Regions from separate parts of the Homo sapiens genome. Here region 2 is linked to region 1. The links are chromatin loops, found by intact Hi-C in ENCODE. Cell type or tissue: heart left ventricle. All regions are shown on one strand.

Region 1 (2,500 bases):
AAGGAGCTCATGCTTGTACGAGGCCTGGAACTGTTAACCTCGGTGTTGGTTAAAGAATGGGAATGAGACAATAGTGTAGTCAGCGGTTCTGAGCCGGGGGCAGTCTTGCTACCCCATGGATGTCTGGCAATGTCTGGCGACATTTTTAATTTTCACAATTTTGGAGGGGTGCTACTGGCATCTAGTGGGCAGAGGTCACGGAAGCTGATAAGCAATGTACAGGACAGCCCCCTAGCCACATCAGACAAATAATTCTCTGACCCCAAATGACATTCGGTTGAAAAACTCTAGTCTCAATGGTAGAAACACAGGAAGGGCCAACAGGCCTTCAGGGTGGCTGAAGCCAAAATGTTCCTGGGGTTCACACAGCGAAGGGATGTTGCAAAGGGAACCTGCAGGGTCAGAGATGAAGGGAAGATCGTGATTCCACAGCCAGTGACCCTTTGCATGCGTGTTTCTCAGTGAGTGGAAGAGTTCACGTGCCTCCTCTCATTCAGCCCCCTGTGGTTGGGCAGCTGCGGAGCTGGGTTCAAATCCTGGTTGTAGCATTGACAGGTCCACGTCTCTGAGCCTCAGTTTCCTCATCTGTAAAAGGGGGTGGAAATACAAATTCCCTGATTTTTTTTCGAGATGGAGTCTCACTCTGCCACCCAGGCTGGAGTGCAATGGCGCAATCTCGGCTCACTGCAACCTCCGCCTCCCAGGTTCAAGTGATTCACCTGCCTCAGCCTTCCAAGTAGCTGGGATTACAGGCATGTGCCACATGCCCGGCTAATTTTTTTATTTTTAGTAGAGACACAGTTTCACCATGTTGGCCAGGCTGGTCTCGAACTCCTGACCTCGTGATCCACCCACCTCGGCCTCCCAAAGTGCTGGGATTACAGGCGTGAGCCACCGCGCCTGACCTGGTGTTTTTGTTTTGTTTTGTTTTGTTTTCTAAATAAGACTTAAATATTGAAGGAATGAATGAAAGAATCTGTAAGCAAGCCTGGCCCCCACTTGGTGTTAAATAAACGTCAAAGTAAGGAAGGTTTTGAGTAAAGGAATTAGAGAGTCTCTGCAGGTTGCTGAAGGTCACCGAGGGCGGAAGGGACCTGGAGCGGGTCTGGTGACTTATGGCCGGTGCTTCCCACACCACACGGTGAGGCTGCCTCTTACACACCTTTTCTCCACACAGTATTTAACCCCGATGGGCTGCTTTTCACCCCCAGCCCACGAAAGATGTGCTTGGTACCCACTGGATCAGGGTGGGCTTGGGGGGATCTGGGAACCGGTTTCATGCTGTTTGGCTGAGTCTGGGGAGAGGCAGGGTGGAGTGGGGAGAGGTGGCCTGACGTCCTGACGTACAGTCTCCATAATGTCAGATATCTGATCATGGTCATTTCCTACCTGGGCTTCCTGGGGCACAGAAGAGGACTGATAGGTTACACAGAGGTGTTGTAGCCCTGGGTGGAACTCCTCGATTCGAAGCACCACGAACCAGCCAGCAGCTTCCAGGAAGGCTGCACTAAGCTTTCCATACCCTCGGCCAGAGGACAGCCAGAAAGTCAAGTGGCCCTCCTGCCAGCGGGGCACAGCGGGAAATGTTGACACCGGGCTCTGCCACCACTCACACACACTTAACGGAATTTTATTATACGATGGATGTCAAACCCAGTGTACAAATACTAGATAATATTCTTTACCATAAGTCCCATATGTCCAACTGATTCTCACAGAATGCTTTTAGTGGTGTTTGCTTCACCTTTTTATCTGTAGCCAACTTAAGGCTGCAGGAGATGAATGTGTGTAATTCTGACATGAATGTGGACTGATATTACCATGTTTGTTAATAAGTATTTTATATGTATATATTATATATACATATATAGTATATACATATAATATACATATGTTATAGATACACATAATATACATATATGTATATATTATATATACATATATATTATATGTTATATGTATATACATATGTATAATATATATTATACACACACACACACACACACTCACTCTCATGGCGCCCGGCCATGAGTATTTTGTATTAAGAGAACTTCATTCGTCAGTGACATGAGTCATTTCCTTGCTGTATCCGAGAAAAGTTTTCAAACCCCGGAAGGATATTTCCTCAGTTTTCTTTTGTGCTATTCACAATGTAATCGCTGCAGACACAGCATGTTTTGAAGTTTCATGTAAATTCCTTTTTTTCTATTAGTTCCTTAAGTCTAGACAACAAAACAATCAATCAAGTCATGATTTGTAGCATGTACCAGTTTCTGTGGTGTAAATACACTTGTCGTGGCTGATCTCAAGCTACTGACGTGATGTCCTCGAACGTGGACTTGGGAAGAAGATATACTGTAGCCACCATCTTTAGGGTGTTTCTACCACATGGATACAATAGACGTAAGAGCACAGATAATCGTAAAACAGAGAAAAATAAGTAGGAAGTGACGAATTTCAAGTATTTATTACCTCTGTTGAATATAATTTATTGAACTGT
Region 2 (2,500 bases), 180 kb before region 1:
AGTCATGCAGCTTAGCAAAAATTCAAAAATCCATAAATGAACTTCAAAAAAGGAAGTATTTTAAATAACTTCAGTAACCCAAGTGATATATGAAGAACTTCTTTATTCCTCCCTCTACCCACTCTCCATAATCCCTGAACAGGAAGTCGGCAGGGTTCTGATTGACATCACGTACTGCAGGCCCCACCTTCATGGCTCTGGGTACCAGAGCGCAGGGTGCCCGCCACTGAGTGGGATCTGTGGGTTTCCTCAGCGTGGTTTCCTTTCCTTGGAGCTTGGAAATGCCACACAAGTCACAGAGATCCGTTTCCAAAACCTGAGCCAGTTTAGATCCTCTGCTTAATATGACGTCTGTGGCCCCAGGAAAGTTGGGCTGAGCTGAGGTTTCCCAGGCTTGTCTTTGAGGCCTCCGAGTCCTGGCCTGCGTTTATCACGGAACGACCCTATTGTGGTGGGATGGACCTCTTGGGGGCTGGTCATGGGTTCTGTGAGGGGATTTTAGAAGCTGGGAGGAGAGTCAGTATGTTGGCAGAGAGTTTTCCTGCATCTCTCTCTTTTCCTTCTTTTTTTTTTTTTAATTAGTTATTTATTTATGAGATAGAGTCTTGCTCTGTTCCCCAGGCTGGAGTGCAGTGGCACGATCTCAGCTCACTACAACCTCCGCCTCTGGGCTCCAGCAATTCTCCTTCCTCAGCCTCCCGAGTAACTGGTATTCCAAGCGCCCGCCACCACGCCTGGATGATTTTCGTATTTTTAGTAGAGACGGGGTTTCACCATGTTGGCCAGGCTGGTCTCGAACTCCTGGCCTCAAGTGATTCGCCTGCCACGGCCTTCCAAAGTGTTGGGATTACAGGCGTGAGCCACCGCACCCGGCCCAGCTCTCACTTTTCAAAAATAGAAACTGCTTCCCGACCTCAGATGACTTCAATCTTTCCCTTCCCCCGACGCCTTCCTGCCTCCCTCTTCCCCCTCCTCTGTCTTCCTCCTAAGGGGGCATCCCAGAGACGCAACTGTGCTGTGGCCCAGCAGGGGGCGCTGATGTACCTGCCAAGAGTGGAGGTGTCTTAGCACAGGTGTGAGCGTTCAGCTGTGTGCGAGCGGGCTTCAGAGTGATATCCCAGAGCAGGTGTGTGTATGTGTGTACCCTCAAAGGCAGAAGAGAGCGGGGGTGCTGGACCGTCCTGTCCAAGGCTCTGTTTATAACCCTTGCGTTGTCCCAAAGGTTGTGTGGTCCATGGAATAGCTGGGACCCTGCCCGTGGAGGGGAGGGGCAAGGCGTTTGAAGACATCTGGTTTTCATCAAAGGCCCCACCCTCCTTGCTCCATGGCCCCCCTCGCCCCCACCCACCCCCAATCCCAGCCCAGAACGGTGGCAGTCATTCTGCCCAGCAGTGGGGCGCTGGGAGTTGGTGGCTGGGTGGGGCGACGAGGTGGCGTCTGCTGCAGGCTGGCTCTCTGACGAGGGGCACGGGGATTGGGGCTGATTCCCGCTTTCTCATGGATATGTCTCCTGGAGCCGGTTCCCAGGCACAGAAGGCCCTTTTCTTCAGGGCCAGGCATGCGTGTCTGTCTGCCTCAACCCACTGGCCCCTCAGGAACGGGCTGTGCAGCTGTCTGCGCTCTGTTCATGATTAACTTCGCTGTCTCCCGCCCCAGGCCTGATTCCCACCCAGGCCCCCTCAGCCTTTGGAGTTCCCCTGGACTGGAAGAGAGACCTGGGCTGGCAGCTGCCGGGCACTTTGTTCTCTGGGACTGTGAGCTTTGGAGGCTGGAACAGGCCATGGAGGTCCTGAGAGCTGGGACGCCGTGGGGCATAAGTTGGGTGAGGTGAGACCTGCAGGAAGACCCCTTCTCTGCCGTCAGAGACTTCTGCCGTCCTCATTTCCTGCGGTCTGCATGTATCCAGCTTTCTCAGCCCACCCCAAAGTGCCTCATGAATGTGGCCTTGGAGCAGAGTAATGTGAAAATTCTTCCCTGTCCGTTCTCTTTCGAACTGTGATTTCTTCAAGAACAGTGCCTTGGTTTGGCGCAGGTGTGTCACTAACACCTAACACTGCCTGCTTTTTTTTTTTTTTTTTTTGAGATGGAGTCTCGCTCTGTTGCCCAGGCTGGAGTGCAGTGGTGTGATCTCGGTTCACTGCAACCTCTGCCTCCCGGGTTCATGCCATTCCCCTGCCTCAGCCTCCCGAGTAGCTGGGATTACAGGCACCCGCCACCACGCCCGGCTAATTTTTTGTATTTTTAGTAGAGACGGGGTTTCACCATGTTAGCCAGGATGGTCTCGATCTCCTGACCTCATGATCCGCCCGCCTCGGCCTCCCAAAGTGCTGGGATTACAGGCGTGAGCCACTGCGCCTGGCCCGCCTGCTTTTTTAAGGAAGGTACTTCAAGCTTAGAGCCTTTGTCAGGCAACAGTATTGAGGCAGAACTTAATAAATTTATGTTTGTTTTCATGGTAGGAAGGGCAAGTGATAATGGATTTTCATTTAGGGTTGCAATA

Evidence for each region. Hi-C counts contacts between places; a loop is a spot of excess contacts. Peaks named below come from ENCODE experiments on the same cell type or tissue, not always from the same donor. Only the 100,000 strongest peaks of a DNase experiment are listed, where the experiment ranks them.
Region 2: a loop joins it to region 1, with 3.0 times the contacts of the local background. A loop is called at or near these places in 68 of 110 quality-filtered maps.

What each region holds. Positions count from the first base shown.
Region 1 is chr17:3,028,192-3,030,691 of GRCh38, forward strand. The region is part of intron 22 of RAP1GAP2 (RAP1 GTPase activating protein 2); the gene reads left to right. Among named protein-coding and RNA genes, the nearest start is that of OR1D5, 34 kb to the right of the region's middle. In heart left ventricle, no CTCF peak of the experiment used is centred here; a DNase peak (open chromatin) is centred at 1,550; H3K27ac peaks cover 1,488 bases.
Region 2 is chr17:2,847,939-2,850,438 of GRCh38, forward strand. All of the region lies in intron 2 of RAP1GAP2 (RAP1 GTPase activating protein 2), which reads left to right. Among named protein-coding and RNA genes, the nearest start is that of RAP1GAP2, 53 kb to the left of the region's middle. RefSeq lists enhancers at 1-396, 1,579-2,169. In heart left ventricle, CTCF peaks have their summits at 1,027 (motif pointing right) and 1,232; a DNase peak (open chromatin) is centred at 1,033.